Regions from separate parts of the Homo sapiens genome. Here all the other regions are linked to region 6. A link is a contact called in ENCODE Hi-C or POLR2A ChIA-PET data. All regions are on one chromosome and are shown on one strand. Each heading gives the region's core, a stretch centred on a gene start or an enhancer-like site at or near the end of the contact. The rest is flanking DNA. Distances are from core to core; before and after follow the strand shown. Region 1 has its middle 34 kb from the start of RREB1. Region 2 overlaps RREB1 (ras responsive element binding protein 1). Region 3 overlaps LY86-AS1 (LY86 antisense RNA 1). Region 4 overlaps LOC124901253 (a long non-coding RNA gene). Region 5 overlaps RREB1 (ras responsive element binding protein 1). Region 6 has its middle 36 kb from the start of LY86-AS1.

The links. A loop is a pair of places that touch in the nucleus more often than their neighbours do. ChIA-PET counts read pairs that join two places held with the same protein, here RNA polymerase II (POLR2A). Pooled maps may share reads with other maps.
Region 1: a loop to region 6 is called in a pooled map, with 4 times the contacts of the local background. The contact joins two enhancer-like sites. A Hi-C loop is called at or near these places in 4 of 50 pooled maps. POLR2A ChIA-PET finds 5 or more read pairs at or near these places in 3 of 52 experiments (B cell, K562 and activated B cell).
Region 2: a pooled map shows a loop between it and region 6 (2.2-fold over the local background). The contact joins two enhancer-like sites. A Hi-C loop is called at or near these places in 2 of 50 pooled maps. POLR2A ChIA-PET finds 5 or more read pairs at or near these places in 4 of 52 experiments (T-cell, activated T-cell and activated naive CD4-positive, alpha-beta T cell).
Region 3: a loop to region 6 is called in a map with no recorded cell type, with 3 times the contacts of the local background. The contact joins two enhancer-like sites. A Hi-C loop is called at or near these places in 3 of 37 single-sample maps with no recorded cell type and 2 of 50 pooled maps. POLR2A ChIA-PET finds 5 or more read pairs at or near these places in 2 of 52 experiments (Caco-2 and OCI-LY7).
Region 4: a pooled map shows a loop between it and region 6 (5-fold over the local background). The contact joins two enhancer-like sites. A Hi-C loop is called at or near these places in 6 of 37 single-sample maps with no recorded cell type and 4 of 50 pooled maps. POLR2A ChIA-PET finds 5 or more read pairs at or near these places in 2 of 52 experiments (A673 and activated B cell).
Region 5: a loop to region 6 is called in a map of naive thymus-derived CD4-positive, alpha-beta T cell, with 2.7 times the contacts of the local background. The contact joins two enhancer-like sites. A Hi-C loop is called at or near these places in 1 of 168 maps with a recorded cell type or tissue (naive thymus-derived CD4-positive, alpha-beta T cell) and 7 of 50 pooled maps. POLR2A ChIA-PET finds 5 or more read pairs at or near these places in 5 of 52 experiments (activated CD4-positive, alpha-beta T cell, activated T-cell, activated naive CD4-positive, alpha-beta T cell and 1 more).

What each region holds. Positions count from the first base shown.
Region 1 is chr6:7,072,491-7,075,553 of GRCh38, reverse strand. No RefSeq gene overlaps it. Among named protein-coding and RNA genes, the nearest start is that of RREB1, 34 kb to the left of the region's middle. RefSeq lists an enhancer at 1,655-1,894. Within about 2 kb of position 1,618, at least 5 of the 41 ENCODE cell types and tissues checked have a DNase peak (open chromatin) inside an H3K27ac peak, as active enhancers do; they include B cell, where a contact is called at or near this core.
Region 2 is chr6:7,153,132-7,155,831 of GRCh38, reverse strand. The region is part of intron 1 of RREB1 (ras responsive element binding protein 1); the gene reads right to left. Among named protein-coding and RNA genes, the nearest start is that of RREB1, 47 kb to the right of the region's middle. Within about 2 kb of position 1,376, at least 5 of the 41 ENCODE cell types and tissues checked have a DNase peak (open chromatin) inside an H3K27ac peak, as active enhancers do.
Region 3 is chr6:6,389,606-6,392,645 of GRCh38, reverse strand. All of the region lies in intron 4 of LY86-AS1 (LY86 antisense RNA 1), which reads left to right. Among named protein-coding and RNA genes, the nearest start is that of F13A1, 70 kb to the right of the region's middle. RefSeq lists enhancers at 1-44, 175-344, 1,293-1,342. Within about 2 kb of position 1,250, at least 6 of the 41 ENCODE cell types and tissues checked have a DNase peak (open chromatin) inside an H3K27ac peak, as active enhancers do.
Region 4 is chr6:6,329,964-6,332,989 of GRCh38, reverse strand. It overlaps LOC124901253 (a long non-coding RNA gene), which reads right to left. Exons shown (of 2, transcript XR_007059428.1): 2 at 2,823-3,026. Among named protein-coding and RNA genes, the nearest start is that of F13A1, 11 kb to the right of the region's middle. RefSeq lists an enhancer at 1,129-1,178. Within about 2 kb of position 1,494, at least 3 of the 41 ENCODE cell types and tissues checked have a DNase peak (open chromatin) inside an H3K27ac peak, as active enhancers do.
Region 5 is chr6:7,135,642-7,138,341 of GRCh38, reverse strand. The region is part of intron 1 of RREB1 (ras responsive element binding protein 1); the gene reads right to left. Among named protein-coding and RNA genes, the nearest start is that of RREB1, 29 kb to the right of the region's middle. RefSeq lists an enhancer at 1,261-1,330. Within about 2 kb of position 1,306, at least 32 of the 41 ENCODE cell types and tissues checked have a DNase peak (open chromatin) inside an H3K27ac peak, as active enhancers do.
Region 6 is chr6:6,657,554-6,660,548 of GRCh38, reverse strand. No RefSeq gene overlaps it. Among named protein-coding and RNA genes, the nearest start is that of LY86-AS1, 36 kb to the right of the region's middle. Within about 2 kb of position 1,493, at least 8 of the 41 ENCODE cell types and tissues checked have a DNase peak (open chromatin) inside an H3K27ac peak, as active enhancers do; they include B cell, where a contact is called at or near this core.

The DNA of each region.
Region 1 (3,063 bases), core at 369-2,868, 410 kb before region 6:
TGGACAGTAATTCTGTCAGCACCGCTCCCCCCAGCCCTAATCCAAGTCCTCTCATTTATGCACAGGCATCTGCTAAGAAGTTTCTAGTTTGTCTGTATAACTTCCTGTACATCCCTCCCTTTTGTGGAATACCTGTCCCAAGCCACGGGGACTCTAAATGCTCAGTAAGAACTTGCTAAAAGAATGAATAATTTATAAGGGACCTAATATAGCACCAAGGCATGATTATGATCCAAGCAGACTCTTTGGGCCCATTTGTGCCAGAGACTCCGTTATTTTGTAATTAACAAATATCGTGAATTTGCTTTGAAGATTGTCAAAGAACATGACAATTCTGCCTCAGGTGTTTGACTCAGGGCAAAGCATTTAAACTCTATGTGCCTCAGTTTCCTTTTCTATAAAGTGGGACTAACAATAGTAGCCTACACATAGGTTTAAATGTGAAGTGCCTGCCTGACACATGGCACTTAATAAGTGTTAGCTATCTTATTTCATTTATTTTATTTATTTATTTATTTATTTATTTATTTATTTTATTCATATAGACATGCGGTTTCACTATGTTGCCCAGGCAGGTCTCAAACTCCTGGGCTCAAGCAAACCTCCTGCCTCAGCCTCCCAAGCAGCTGGGACTAAAGGTGTGCGCCACAGCATCTGGCATTAGATATCTTATTTTAAACCTGGTAAAAAATGTTCCATTAGGCCAGGCGCAGTGGCTTATGCCTGTAATCCCAGCACTTTGGGAGGCTGAGGCAGGTGGATGACCTGAGGTCAGGAGTTCGAGGCCAGGCTGGCCAACATGGTGAAACCCTGTGTCCACTAAAAATATAAAAATTAAGCCTGGCACGGTGGCTCTCACCTGTAATCCTGGCACTTTGGAGGCTGAGGTGGGCAGATCACGAGGTCAAGAGATCGAGACCATCCTGGCCAACATGGTGAAACCTCGTCTCTACTAAAAATACAAATATTAGCTGGGCATGGTGGTGTGCGCCTGTAGTCCCAGCTACTCGGGAGGCTGAAGCAGGAGAATCGCTTGAGCCCAGGAGGCGGATGTTGCAGTGAGCCAAGATCACACCACTGCACTCCAGCCTGGGCAACAGAGTGAGACTTGGTCTCAAAAAAAAAAAAAAATTTAGTGATAATGTAGTGATGGATAAAAATCTGAGCCCATAATACCTTCATCATTGTTAGTAAGTCCTGTTTGACTGTCAGCACCACCAGGGAGTCAGGAGACTCAACTCTCTACCTCCTCCTCTTCCCACTGTCTTATTCCCTTAGTCTAGATCAGGCCCTGGAATCTGCATTTTAAATATCTTCCTTGAGTGAGTTGGACACAGGTCGTCACCAAACTGACACACATATGAACAAAAAAAAAAAAAAAAAAAGAAAAGAAAAGAAAAAATACAGACAAATATAGCCCTGGAACTTAATGAGGGAACTGGGCCAAATCTTGGGTGATTCCCCTCTCCCTCGAAGAGAGGGATTTATGGTTTAGGTAAAAACCATTAAGAACACATTGGTTTTTTTCATTGGTTTCACTTTGAGTTTCTGCCTCCTGCAACCCAAAACACAATCATACAGAGCTTCGCAGCGTGGGTCTGGGCCCTGCGTGAGCAGGGCCACGTGACCGAGACTGCCTGTGCTGAAGAGCTGAAAGCAGAGGAACACACAGGCAAGGGGAACCTACAGATATTTCCCCCTTTACTTTCTTTTCTTTTTTTAAAAAAACTATAATCCCATAGAGACATATGTGACAAGTCTGACAAATGGACAAAGGAATGACGCTTGTTCTCATTTAGAAAAAGCTTGCTGATGCTGGATGTGTGTCAATGCACAAAGCTGTGGCTCGAATAGCCAAGGACATAGCATGTTTTTTTGTTTTTGGTTTTTTTGTTGTTTTTTTAATAGATGAGAGCTTCCTATGTTGCTCAGTCTAGTCTCAAACACCTGACCTCGCCTTCTTATGTGCCAGGACAACAGGCCTGAGTCACCGTGCCTCCTGACATAGCATCTTTCGTACAGGATTTAGGGAAGCATGAGAGCACTGGAAATAAAACCTAAATGGTGGGTGAGCTATAGGTAAACACTGAAATATCATGATCTTATTAAAAAGAAAATAGTGAACCCAAAGAACCTGATATACAAGAGAAAATGAACCAGGCTGCCAAAATCCTCTGTTTCAACAACAGAAGTCAATGGGATACAGTGGTTTAAAATCATGTAAAGTGAGTAAAATGTTCAACCCTGTGAGAACAGAGCAGTAATCGTGATGGGCCATCAGCCAGATAAAAGTGTCCATATTTCTGGTCCCAGGCAGTATCTCTCTCTCTCTCTTTTTGTTTTGTTTTGTTTTGTTTTTTTTTGAGACGGAGTTTGGCTCTTGTCGCCCAGGCTGGATTGCAATGGCACAATCTCGGCTCACTTTAACCTCCACCTCCTGCCTTCAAGCAATTCTCGTGCCTCAGCCTCCTTAGTAGCTGGGATTACAGGTGTCCACCACCACGCCCGGCTCGTTTTTGTATTTTTAGTAGAGATGGGGGTTTCACCACATTGGCCAGGCTGGTCTCGAACTCCTGACCTCAAGTGTTCTGCCCACCTCGGCCTCCCAAAGTCCTGGGATTACAAGCATGAGCCACTGTGCCCAGCCTCCAAGCAGTACCTCATGCAACACAAGTATTTAAGTATTTATCAAAGATGGTCATAATCAGCTCTTAAAACATACTAACTAAACACAACACTGTACACAGAAACACTTAAAAATACCACTTATAAGAGCATCAAAAGTTTTAAGGTATTTTAATATATTTTAAAAGTTATATATATTCCTATATATTATATGATATGTAGGAATATTTACTATACACTAATACATATGTAATATAATATATTCTACGTATGTAGGGAGATGTAGGAATACACACAGTTGCAGCATTTCAGTCAACAATGGACTGCATATATGACAGGGGTCCCATGAGGGATAGTATATACACATTCCTTATAACACCATATTTTCACTGTACCTTTTCTATGTTTACATATGTTTAGAGACACAAATAATTTCTG
Region 2 (2,700 bases), core at 127-2,626, 500 kb before region 6:
ATAGACCCACCTGGAAGAAAGAAAATGCAGTTAATAATTAAAAAATTTAAAAGGATGCAAGTTCTTAATGTCACTTGGAAAATCCTTTTCAATCAGTTCAAAATTCAAAAGATTAAATCACATCTAACTCTATCTGGATTTCCCAAGTGCAAGGGGAGGAAACTATTTTATCAGGTTTCTTGGAAGGGAAAACACATTTTCTCTATTAAAACTTAAGTCCTGGCCGGATGCTGTGGCTCACGCCTGTAATCCCAGCACCTTGGGAGGCTGAGGCAGGCCAATCACCTGAGGTCAGGAGTTCGAGACTAGCCAGGCCAACAGGGTGAAACCCTGTCTCTACCAAAAATATGAAAATTAGCTGGGTGTGGTGGCACAGGCCTATAATCCCAGCCACTCGGGAGGCTGAGTGAGGCAGGAGAATCGCTTAAACCCGGGAGACGGAAGTTGCAGTGAGCCAAGATCGTGCCACTGCACTCCAGCCTGGGCAACAGAGCAAAGCTCTGTCTCAGACAAACAAACAAACAAAACAAAACTGAAGTCCAGCTCATAAAGACTTCATAGAAACCTTCTTCAGACCACCTGATGGAATCAGGCCTCAGATGAGCATCTCAGGGCAGGCAGATGGATGATGGAAAAAGACCAAAGAAGAATCAAAAGGGAGGGTGATGAGAACAGGGCCTTTCTTCTCATAAGCCTGAAAATTACACATAGGTTAACTGAAGAAAATATTCTTCTAGTGCGACTGAACTATCTCCCTCTGAGAAACCACTTCCCACTAGGCCCCTTCGTTCCGCCCCTAACAACCCCGTTCTATTTATTGTTCAGTTTTAAATGACTGGGCAGCTGCTGCCTAGCCATGCCCCTCTAGTATTGACCAACACTGTCACCAGCACCCCCCACACGTAAACCACCAACGAATGAAGCTCGTGGTAAGGGGGCTTAACTTGGAATGTGAACTGTCACCAGCACACCACACTTCCTGCGAACTCTGACAGACTGTCTCCATTCAAGAAAAAATGAAAAGACTACCTTAAGGCCCGGTGGGTAACCACCCAAAGATGAACAAGCGGAATTGCATGGTAGTTAAGGAGTAGGCTCTGGAACCACATCGCAAATCCTGCCTCTACCACTTGCCAGCAGTGGTAAGTGGCCTGACCCTTAGACAGTTAGGGAACCTCTCAGTTCTGCAATTTCCTCATCTGTGAGATGGAGACAATAATAATACTGAAATCATATGACTGTTCTGAGAAATAGATTAGTCAAATCTATAAAGTGCTAAAACCTGTCTGGCACACATGATACCATCCCTCAGTGCTTTTTATTATCATATACATGCTCACACCTGAGCACACATACTGTACGTTCACATTAGCAAGTGTCTATTAGTCCTTCACGTCCCCAGTGATGAGTTCAACAGGTGCTACAAACATTGTACTCCCACTGGGCAGTCATTTTCAAACTTTAGTATGCACCTGGAGAGCTTATGATAACAGATTTCTGGGCCCCACCTCCACATTTCTGATTCAGCAGGGCTGGAGTGGGGCCTAGGAATCTGTGTTTCTAACAAGTTCCCAGGTGATGCTAATGCTGCTTGTCTGGGGACCACACTTTGAGAACCAAAGTGTCATTATGTTCTAGGCTTCAGGCCTAAGCTTCATCTAGTTTATGTGCATAGAGAACCTTATGGAGATGAAATGGAAAAGGAGAATAAAGCAAAGATGCTCACTGCTCAAAGAATATCCACATATTCTTCCATATTTCCTGGCAACCGTATACCTTTGTGGTCAGGCAGGTCACATGACTAGTCCTGGCCAATGAGCTGTGAGCACAAGTACCAGCCATCACTTCCAGACTGCAGCCTTTCAAAGTCAGTATGTAACCCACTAGCTCTTTCCTTGTGGTGGCAACCTGGAAGCATGTGTAATGACAGAGTAGCTATAAGACAAGAGCAGCCTGGATCCCTGGGTTACCACTTGTAAGGGAGCTATACTAGAGAGCTGCCAGACCTGCAGAGGATTCTACACCAACAAGCAACGGCACTTTATGGGTTGAGCCACTGGGATTTCAGGCTTTGTTTGATACTTCAACATAGCTTCGCTTAGCCTGACTTCATTATAAAGAGGATGCCCACATCATCAGTCTTAAGCCCAACCTATCAAACAGATCTGAGATATTTTATAAAATCAGCCAGAATTTCTACCCTACTCTCATTCACTTCTATTCACCAAAACAGATGAACTGTTTTTAACCTCCTATTTTCGGTCTGTTTCTCACTAACTAAAAAAATTATTTACTGCAACATGATTATGTACTAGTTGCTAATAATTTAGAAAGCTCAGTCCGCTAAAATGTATTAAAAATGTGAAAAGTAAATACATTGGAGGATTTGTGTGTGTGTGTGTGTGTGTGTGTGTGTGTATACCACTACTGGAATCCCTTGACTTTAATTGAGTAGGGAGGAGCAAGAGTAAAGGGTTTCAATTTTATTTATGTAATCACGTGTGGACTGATAACTTGTTTTGCCAAAACAGGAGAAAGTGATCTCTTTAAGGGCATCAGAATTTAACCACAAAGCTACTTTTTTTAAAAAAAAATAATAGTTCTACTAATCTAGGAACATTTTGCAGTTTAACATGTAGGTAATGAGCTGTCAACAGTATACAACTTACCAGACTGTGGAATGAAACATTAAAAATATTT
Region 3 (3,040 bases), core at 1-2,500, 270 kb after region 6:
TACCACATGACCTCCCTCCAACTGGAGCGAAAGTTTGTCAAGAAGCTCAAGGCTTCTGAAAAGCCCCGAGGACAAAATACGCTATACTGGGTCTGGGTGGCTGCCAGGCATCAGGACCTGAGACAGTTGATGGGAGGCAAGCATGAAGGGCCTGGTGAGGAAGACAGCAGTGGCAGGAACAGGAAGGCAGGGGTGGATTCAGCATCTAAGAGGTCAGAGGGTCAGCCCAAAGATACAGTGACAGGGTTGTGTGGCTTTCATCCTCACTGGAAAAGTTTGAGTTTGTTGCCTCTGTTGGTCCCATGGGTGTTGACAAATCCTCCAGGGCTTATCAACTGTCCCACTGCCCCCACCAGCTAGGTCGGAGTCTCTTCTGACCAACCAAAATGAGTCTGAGCTATAAACAGCTAAACTAGCTCTGATGGTGCCAAGGTGCTGATTTGAGTCTTGCCTATACCATCCCTAACACAGTACACATTTACAGTATGATAATTGCCTGTTGTCTTCACTCCTCAAGTTCTCCAAGTCCAGTAGCTGGCATGGCGTGGGCATTGCTGAAAGGAATACAGCCCATGCTGAATTTTACCCATGATTAAGACAGGACTAGAGAAGCCCAGCCTCATGTATTAATTCTTCTTAATTTCAAAAACATGTATTGGCAAATTCTGGGTGTCGAGGACATCAGGAGAGTTGCATCCAATATGGATCATGGATTAGATTGTCTATGCCAAGGGAAATGACTTGCAAACAACTGGCCTTTGGGGGCTGCAATTATTCTTAAGCAATTGAAAAATTTGGAAATATGTGCAGTCATTTGTGGAAACAAAACACACCAGGAGTAGATCATTGTCTTATGTGTAGCCCAACACAGATGCAGTATCACGGAGCTGAGTGACTGCTGACTCCTAAGAAAGAGACTCACCGATAATTGAGGGGTGCACTGGCAATGGCTTACAGTCTGATTCTTTTAACATATATATGATATATATATATATATATTTATTTATTATATATATTAATATATAATATATATATAATATAATATTTCCCCAAAACCTGAACAGAAAGGGGGAAAGCAATAAGTCTAAGCTGCTAGGACATTATTTGAAATCAGCAAAAAGGGAACTGAGACACTGAGTTGAAGAATGAAGCTGTGAGGGTGTAACTATAAAAACATATTTGGCCTTTTAGGTGGGAAATACCCTTTGAAGTCATTCTGCCAAGAGGGGCCACCCAGCTAACAGCGCATGGGGCCAGAGGGCCTTGATGGCTAAAATGAAACCTAGTCTCTTTCTGGAGCCTTATGGAATCTGCGTTCTAGAGAGAGTGATTTCATGTCCTTGTTTGGAAGAAAGGCAGATTGGCATGAGCAGCCAAGGAGAGTTTTCAGATGGAACTCACTCTGCAGAGAGAGGGTGCCAAGGACTCCCGACTCCAAGGAAAATGTTGATGCTCCTCTGGCTTCTTTATCAGAAGAAGGGACTCAGCAATAAATCCCAGACTTAGTTTCCTCTCTGTTTTGTGACGAGATGCTTGTTTTACACTCTCTGGAGCCTCAGTGTATCTCTTTCTCTCACCGACTGCATTTTCTCTGCAGTGAAGTAGAGCCACCCTCCCCGGAGCCCTCACTCTCCAAGTGTGGGAGGGGCCATGGAGACCTGGTGGCAGGGAGTGGCATCTGCCCTCTTGGGAGCTGCAAAAGCTGCCTCCCCCTCAAACTGGCTCCGGTGAGATATTTTATGATGATGCTGTGAAGGGATGATTTGCAAAGCTCTCAGAGGTGCTGAGGAGCTGAGAAAAGCTGGCAGAAGCTAAGAAGAGATCTGAGGGCTGCCTGAAAGGATTTGGAGGGCTGTTGGGTGGAAGGGGGAGGAGGGCAGGAATAGAGGATTCCTACATGGCTGGACAGGGAGAGGGCCTCAAGGTCACCTAGCGCAGCTGCCTCATTTGACCGATGAAATTACAAGGTGAGGGTGGGGCATTTGCCTGGGATTGAAGTATGGAAATGATAGAAAAACTAATTTCAACTTAATATTCTTTCAATTAGGCTGCTACCATACAATGGAACGGGCCCCCCATAGAACAAATAACTCCTCTTCATTGCCAAAATATGAATAGGAGTTCAGTAGCACCCACAGAGGGGTCTGCAACGACATTGTCCAATAGAAATAGCATATAAGCTGGGCATATAATTTTAAAATCTCTACAAGTCATATTTAAAAAGTAAAAAGAAACAAGTGAAGTTAACTTTAATAATGTATTTTATTTAATTCAATACACCCAAAATATGATTGTTTCAACATATAATCAATATTCAATATAAAATTACTAATAAAATATTCTACATCCTAGGACTGAAATCCAGTGCTGCTTTTATATTTAGAGTACATCTCAACTCAGACTAGCCAGATTTCAAGTGCTCAATAGCTGTAGTCCTATGCCAGAAGAGAAATAGGATTAGATTTCTGATGTTGTTTTATTCCCTGAAAATAGATTTATTTCTATTCATTCAACAAATAAGTATTAAGCATCTAGTCTATTTAGGCAGCACGCTAAACTCTTCAACAATGATGGCTAAGCTGGGGTTTAAGAGTGTCTTCATGATTGGAGGAAACACGCCCACATTGAATAGAACTACCTTGCATTCTTTCATTTCTTTGTTATTGATGAGAAGGTGATAATTATGAATTTACTTATTAAGTGGACATAAAAATTTATACATATGTAACAAACCTGCGTGTTGTTCACATGTACCCTAGAACTTAAAGTATAATAAAAAATATACATATATAAAAAAATGTATACTTGACCAAAATGAGCCTCTCCCTCACCTGTAATGGCTGGTATGCCAGGCTCATGCCTCGGTGATCAGCTTCTGTCAGTCTCATTTTGACCAATCACAAGCTACACTCTGCATGTCTTCTTCAGAACCTTGAGTGCCTGCTGATGTGCTGTCATTGAGAAATGGATGGCTGCAGAAATGTGTGTATTAGTACTGAAGCAGGGAAATTGGAGAGAAGGCTTTTCTGGTGAGTACCAT
Region 4 (3,026 bases), core at 245-2,744, 330 kb after region 6:
TGTTTCAAGGACTGAACACATGAAACTGAATGAAATTTCTCTGGCCTGAGAACAAAAGTAAAAAACATATTGAAACACAGCTCCTCCCAACACATTCAGCCATCACACACTTAGACACTTCAAAGAATAGAGATTTTTATGGCGTGTGAAGAGTGAGTTAAGTACTAGCAAATTCTCAGATTAACAATAGTGCCGAAGAAGCTGCCTACTAGATGGTAGTTTTTTTTTTTTTTTTTTAAAAAAAAAAGGAAGCTAATGACCATGGAGAGGGCTGGTTCCTAACCAGGAGCTGCATCAAAAGCCAGACACTCAGATGCATGAAGAAGTCTCAGGTACCTGGGAGGGAAGGGAGTGTAACGCAGTCAGGAAATGGAGTAGTGCCAAGTATCAAGGCAAAACTGCCTGCAACAAAGTATTTTTCTTTCTCCCCAAGTGTGGCTGTGTATGCAAAACCTGGGCTCTGTTAACAGTTGGAGCCAATTGGAGAAGTGAAGCATGTAAAATTATGTTGAGGGGGAGTCTTGCATGCGGTTTGTGCAGGGTGTGCAGCTATAATCACTACTGAAAGAAAATTAGCTGCCCTAGTCAGATCCTGGATACCTCTAATAGCTTCGGTTTAAGGAAGTAAGGCCAGATGACTGGGTTTTTTTTTTTTTCTTATTATTTTTCAGAAAACACACGAAGTTGGCAAGAGAAAGGACATCTGAAATTCATGAAAATGATCGCGGCACTGGCCTTGCATGTAGACCCCTGGCAACCAGCAACTCTGCAAACACTGTCACTTTCCCATCACTGTGTTTTCTAAGTTGTCTGTGGGGCTCTTCAGTAATGGGGGCTGCAAAGAGTTTGAGGACAGACAGTGAGTCACTTGCTGGCTTTGCTACAGCATCCAGAGACGATCTGAAACAAAGTCCAGGCTGCTGCTGCTAAGTGAGAAGAAAGATAGCCTTTGGGGTCAGCAGGCCCCTTATCATAAACTACTAAATAAGCATGTTTCATACAAACAACAGCCTTCATTTTAAACAGGCCTTACCTCCACTGCACAGACTCCATATGCTTCTTAAGAATCAAACTTAAACTGGAAGATAAAGTCTGAGGTTTGGGATTGGCAGTGTTGTGTATGCTGTCTCGCTGATGTGAAATACTGATAATAAATCCAAAGAAAAGCAAGTATATTTAGTCCAAGAATACCTTCATTTCCTTTCTAAAAACAAAACATGATTAAAATCCCACACAAAGAGGTGAGCCTGCCTGTAGACCGGAAGGCTGGTAAATACATTAACGACACCTTAAAATCTGAGTCTTACCATGCCTTGGCAATTAGACCAGACAGTATAGAATGAAGAACTAAAAGCCGCTTATGGGCCCCTGGGCCACAGATTTCATAAAAAATTAATGCTGAGTGAAATAGAAACCATCTGAACTACAGCTGGCAAACATGTGCAGGGCTTTGATCGCCAAGGCCCAGCAACAAAGAGCATTTTCGGTTATTGTTTGTTCGACTGGGACTTTCTTCTGTCATATTTCCTGCCTATGCTGAAAGGCATTTTGAGACTAGAGAAGAAGTGGTGGGAAGTGAGGGTTGAAATAAAGATGGTAGTTGGCTGTTGTATTTAGAATAAATGGGCAGTTCTAACCTGCTATGGTTAACAACCCTGGTCCAGAGAACATGAGTAAGGGTCCACAGGCAGAGCCACTGCGAGGCACTCGTGAGATAGAAGAACCAAGGGGCAAGGTGTCCAAGACGGATGTTCAATGTTGCTCTTCCCTTCACCGAGAAGCTTAGGGGCTGACCGTAAGTCTTTTGCGGGAAAGGACCTCTCTCTTGCTCCCTGCAAATCCCTTGCAGCACATAACAGAGTCCCTGACCCGTATGAGGGTCCCATAAAAACTATTCTGTTGACAGACCAGAGTGGTAGAGTCACCCCACCTACAGGGGTGGTCTCCAATAGGTACCAGCTAGCTGCCACATTCTAATGTCCCCATCCCCTGCACCAGAAGACCTGTGCCTACACTGCTCAGAGGGTGAGGAGAAATCCAATCATATCTTCCAGGAGCACCATGGGCCCAGCTCTAAGAGAGATCTTGGAATGTGTAGATTTGAAGGGAAATTTTGAGTAAGAGAAAGATAGGAGTTTGGAGAAGGTGTACTTTAGCCAAGACAATGGACTTGGTTTTAAAAATGTCTGTTTGAGTCTGAAATCCGTAATGTGCCAGGTGTGTGATTATGAGCAAGCCCCTTTGCCTCTCCAAGCCTCAGTTCCCTTGTATGAATAAAGCATTTTAGGGAGCACAAATCATTCTTTACACTTGCAGTTATTTAGTGCTCCCTTTTATGTGGCTCTCAGCCTCAGAAGCCAAAGTTTAAGTGAGTGGCTGACTGTTTAAGATAAAGGTGAAATAAAAACCAGTGGTGCATATACAATTCACTAAAAACTTTTACTTTCTTTTTTTGTCAGCAACCCTATTGCTTTCACTGACATAAGAGATTCCACTGACTTTAATTCATTAATTAACTTGTATTTTTGTACATATATTATATGCCAGATTAGGTCCACAAGGAACATATTTGTTATAGGAGGAAAACACAGAATATTTTGAAGTCTATTAAATCGTGGAAACAGACTTGTTGACGAAATTCCAAAACACTAGCTTTTAATATAGTTTCCCCTTCTTGACTGCAGGCCTTAAAGATAGATACAATTTCCTACTCATCACAAAGTCTGTCAATAATAGATAGATAAATATTACCATATTAATTATATTGCTATATATTACAGCATACTCAATATTAGTGTTGTATTATTATTATAAACAGCAGGTTAGATAAATATTTATTTGATGAATGTGTCTCAGTTATCTATTGCGATGTAACACACTATCCCAAATATTAGTGGATTAAAATAACAGCCACTTTGTTTCATTGCTCACAATTTTATGATTTTGGCAGGGCTCAGCAGGGCAGTTTCTCTCTGCTCCATGCACCATCAGCTGCAGCTCCTTGACTGGGGCCAGAGGATCCACTT
Region 5 (2,700 bases), core at 57-2,556, 480 kb before region 6:
GGTGTGTGCCGAAGTTTTCCTTCCCACCAATTAAGAGAGAAGGCTGGGCCCAACTGAATTATTTGGACAGGAGTTTGATGTCAGTTAAATACCACAGTAACTGGCATTTTCTATCACCTCCAGACTAAAGGACAAATGCCTAATTAACATGGACCAACATGCAGCTTAAACTGGAAAAGTGCCTGTCCTTTTTCTTTCTTTTCTTTTTTTCTGAAAGATTTAGGTCTTTAACATCCTTGAGTTAAAGTGCACAAAGGGTGTCTAATGCCATCTGACTGAGGTGTAAAAGTCTAATTAACTAATGCTTTTTGCAGTGATAGTAAATCAGTTAACATTATTAATCTTCCTGACTAGGCGTAAGTGAGTGAGGAGGGCTATTGAAAAGGAGCTAAACAGTTAGACTGGGTACCCTTGAAAAAGAAAAGGAACTCTGAAAGTGATGACTGATGATACTGAAAATAACTGAGATACTTAAAATCCAACCGCTCGCCGGGCCTACCACCAGGCAAGAGACTCTGAAAGCTGAGGCTGCAGCTCCAGGGCAGGGAGAGGAAGAGGAGGAGCTAGGCGGCCGTGAAATGACTCTCATCTCCCATCCTTCCCTCCCAGCATCACCGAGAGAGACACGACTCTCACGTGCTGGAGGCTTCCCTGCCTTAAATTAACGCTGTACCTTTCCAACTAATGTTTTCAGTAGACCAAACAAAAGTTTGGAGTAGTTTGAGCAAATGACTCCAACAGTGGAGCCAGTTAGGCTAGTTTCAATTCATCAACAACTATCTTAGCATCTGGCTTCTTAGTTTCATCTGCCTATGTGTTTGGCATCCAAAAATGCGCATGCATATCATACTCATGTTAGCAAACCATACTTTATCAAAGGCACTTCCTGCATGTAAACATCTGAAGAGAAAAGGCCAACAGCCAAACAATTTCTGTACCAGGGCTTGGTCTGTCTGTCCTGAGACAATGGCAGTAACTGCAGTCATGCCCTCCACCCTCTTTTCTGGATTCCAACCCTCTATTCCCTGCCTCCCTGTACCCGAGTCTATAAGGCAGCTCCTTCCCTGGGGGCTCAGGGGGGAAGGGAGAGGCATCAGGTCTAGCAGGCACTCTCTTGGTCCCTTGCCTGCTCCTGCCGCCTCCACCCAGGCCTTCCCAGGAAAGCCAGGGGACAGGACTGCTCAACTCCTGACAGCAGCTGGATGTGACGAATTAGCTCTGGGCTTTGGGGAGGGAACTCCCCATGTTGAGGCACTCCCGTCGCCAGATCCTGGGTGATGACCCTAAACCCAGCAAGCTTCCTCCATCTTCTCGAAGAACATCTCAAAGGAGCAGAGTTGGAAAGGGAAGTGAAAGAGGGAGGCCAGGTGCCGCGGTGGCTTCATCTTTTCCCCTCCTCAATATTTCTATCAAGTTTCTGTTTCACTGCCACCTCACATAAGGGGGATATGAACCTATGCATACCTTTTTAATAAAATTCTGAGGCAAACACAACACGTTTGGTTAACGACGGGCTTTCACAAGCCACCTGATAATAAAGAACTCTTGAAAACATCAGGCTTCAGAACTCAGTTCATCCTGAATAAAGATATTTATGCTTTATTTATTGTTTTAAATGTCTTTAGAGGCTGTTATTTGTTACTTTGCACACCATTATACCTAAAAATCACCTCTTCTGTTCAAAAAGGTAGGTTCAAGAGAAAACTTTTCATTTGTACTCCTAAGTTAATTATATATTCATGACCTCCTCCTCAAATAATGTCTCAGGCTGAGGGTAGTGGCTCATGCCTGTAATCCCAACATTTTGGGAAGCTGAGGATAGCGGGTTGCTGGAGCCCAGGAGTTCGAGACCGGCCTGGGCAACATAGCAAGACCTTATCTCTATTTAAAAATAAATAAATAAATAACATCTCTTACAAAATCCTGTTTACTATTATCTCCATATTGCCTAGCCATTGGGATCTGAAGCTACTGAAGGGGGGAGAAATCCTAGCCAATTAAACAATTCTTCAAAACAAACTAAAATCCTTAAGATATAATTTATAACTCATTTCAACTTTTTAAAATACGGGCATTACTGACATCTATAAACAAAGGCAAGAGAGAAGGTGCAGATGAAGTCCCTTTTCAAATCAAACTTCTACTCAAATCAGAATTGTAAAATTGTTTTAGAATTCTTAAAATAAAGTTTGGTGGGTTTTTTCCCCCAGAAACCTGTGTGAGGTCAGTTCCATCAAAAGTCATCATCACCCCTGATCACCTCCTCAGACATGGGAATCTCACTCAGCTGAGACCAACAGTTGGAGGAGGTACTGGTCCCATTGTACAGATGGTCACAGCCCTTTAATTGAGGTCAGCTGACTTGCTTAGTCATATGCCACCTCTCTCACCAGGTCCACCACAGGACAGTAATTTCTCCCTGCCTGTGTAGTAAAAATCCAGCTTTAGTATCAGCAGAAAATCCAAACAATGTGATCTTCCCAAATCCCATTCTTTCCTGTGCTCAGTTGATCCATACTTACTGTCTACCTGTTTTGCTAAGTCCCCTAGAGCAACTTGAAAGGGCTATAAAAGCTTGAAATAAAGATCATGTTAAATGTTTTTGAAAATATACAGATGGCACATAAAACTTAAACGGAATACCTGCTCCCAGTCCCAAGTCCTAGACAAAGGTAGAATACTAAGATGCTTTTCCTGTAG
Region 6 (2,995 bases), core at 244-2,743:
TCTACCGTGAAGCCAAGCCACGTGTCCTCCCCGCCTCAAAGCCCCCCACAGTGCTTTGTTCTTGTCTTGTGCTGCTTACCATGGTTTCTCCATCACAGGAGATTTTTGGTACTCTTCTTCTTCCCTTTTCCTAAAAGATAAGCTGAGTTTGAATTGGGATTATACTATATATTATTTATTTTTTATATTTGATGTATTGTGCTTAATACAATGCTCAGCAAACCGTAGGTGCTGACTAAAGATTTACGAAGGGAAAGAAGAAAACAGTGAAAAAGCCAGATTATGCTTATGGCACATTCACCCAGGTGGGTTTGACAGTGAGTGACCAAAAGCTTTTGTGGAAGAGCATGAACAAATCATGAAACTGACTAGTATTCATGATCCCTTTTTGTTCTGTGCTGTCATCATTGAGTTAATGTAACTGTCATTAGCCTACCTTTGTTTTTAGCTCATTTGCTGCTTGAGTTAACACATTCTGCAAGCCTGCAACTAAAACCATGAAGTGTTTCTTTATTATATGGTGTCTTTCCAAACAGCCAAGCAACATTAGGTAGAAAGAGCCTGGATTTGGAGTGAGACAGAATTGAATCCTGGCTCACTGATGGAGCTCACAAGCCTGGGGAACCTTAGGCCAGTTCCTCAATTTCTCTAAACCCAGACTTCCTCTTCTATCACGTGGACCATTGTGTTACGCACCCACAGGCTGTTCTGGAGATGAAGTATTGAGATGCAGGCCGAGCACAATGCTGGCGCAGAGAGCCTGCACAAATCGTTGTTAGCTTTTACACAATTATTATTATCATGGTGGTTGTTCTGCCTTCTCAGATGTTATCTTTCTGCACTCACATATATTAATCTTTGTAGTTTATGTGGAAACCTTATTGCATCCCCTTGATTATGTCAATGATGTTCTCTGGCTCTTTCTTGAATTTTCTTCTACCACTTCTGAGTGAAGAAAAGGAAAGAAATGATATGATAAAGTCTTCGGTGGCAGGGATATTTTCTGTTTTTCCACCCTTGGGTGGGTTTCAGGGAAATCCAGAAAAATACCAGCTGGCAGAAGGTATCATTGTTTTTGGCTAAAGGAACATTGATACATACCCTTTTCCACAGAAGTGAGGAGACCAAACCACTGGAGGAAAGGAGGTGGTTTTGTGTCACATGTGAAAAGAAAGCTGGGCGCAAGGGGAGAAGAATATTTCAGGCCAGAGCATTTGAATGCAGCTGAAGGCTTCCGTTCCACACTAAGTAACTGAAGACATTTACAAACTAGATGAAAATAACTCTTTTATAAGCCCTATAGGACCCCTGCTTGCCTGATAAAATGATTGGAAAATTAGGTAGACTAACTTGTTTTGCTGATTGAGAAAAATACGGCCAATTCAAACCTGCAGTTGAACTGTTGAGATAATAAACTCCGCCATTCTAACGAGTCTGGGTTGTCATCAGGATGTGGCCCTTTCTGTTCTCGTGCTAGCTATTTTGGATTATCTTTCCTGAAGGCAGACGTAATTGTTACATTTGCAGATGTCACATTTAGTTATGCAGGCATTGGGTGTGTGTCTTTGTGTGCAGGAAACAAGTTTAATTAAAAAAATACACGTATTTTCTTTTTTTTTTTTTTTTTTGAGACAGAGTCTTGCTCTGTCACCCAGGCTGGAGTGCAATGGCATGATCTCCGCTCACTGCAACCTCTGCCTGCCTCCCGGGTTCAAGTGATTCCCCTGCCTCAGCCCCCTGAGTAGCTGGGATTACAGGCATGTGCCACCACGCCAGGCTGATTTTTGTATTTTTAGTAGAGACGGGGTTTTACCACGTTGGCCAGGCTGGTCTCGAACTCCTGACCTCAAGTGATCCGCCCACCTCGGCCTCCCAAAGTGCTGGGATTACAGGAGTGAACCACCACACCTGGCCCACATTTTCTTTCATAGGCCCTTTTGGCCTGGTTATATTGTTTCTGTTTGGGGGCCAGAAAGGTGTATCCAAATGTTTTCCTTAAATTCTTTTCAGAGTTCATGGCCCAGGGAACATGCCCCCATGCCAGGTCTAATAAAACTAGCTACACTTAGAAGAAATCAAGATGCCAAGGGACCATCTCAGGACCCAGAAGGGAATGTGGGCTTATGGGTGAGGGCTGGGCTTCTAGGATTGTTTGCTCTGATGATGTAGGAGGATGGGAGAGGTAAATTAGGAAAAGAGGCTTTAGCACTGCAAGTGAACACCCACCTTAACATAATAATGACTTATTTTTATTGAGTGACGTGCCAGGCCCTATTCTCAGCATTTTACATGCATTTTCTCATTAATTCTCACACTGTCTCTACAAGATAGGTACTATTATTATGGTCAGCACCTACAGATGAGGAAACTGGGGCTTAGACAATAAAAGTCACTTGCCCAGTGAACAGCTAGGAGAGAATTAGAACTTAAAACTGGCCTAATTCGAGACATGATCTGGACATGTCCTTTGGCCTAGTTTGAAACATGCCCTTCCTCTCCCTTTACCCCTTGGCAACTTCCCCAGTTTCCACTTAAGGATATGTGTGGTTCCAGTGGGAATAACTCTGATCCAGGTCTAGGGGTGGGGCATGTGACATAGGCTAAGCCAATCAGGGTAGGGTCAAAGTGATTGGTCAGGATGTTACTGAGCCAGCAATGGGCTCACTGCCTAATGTGCATTGTGGCCAATCCCACTGCACTGGCTTTTAAGAAAAGAAAAGGTTTACTGCAAGTCTACCAGCAAGGAGACAGGAGGAAACACTCCAACCTGTCTCTGCAAGTTGGAGTTTAGGACAGGTTTTATAAGCATGGGGTCATGAGGCATGATCTGATTGGATTTTGCAATGAGGTGATGCTGGGAGGCATAATCTGATTGGATCTTGCAATGAGGTGATGCTGGGAGGCATGATCTGATTGGATCTTGCAATGAGGTGATGCTGGGAGGCATGATCTGATTGGATCTTGCAATGAGGTGATGCTGGGAGGCATGATCTGA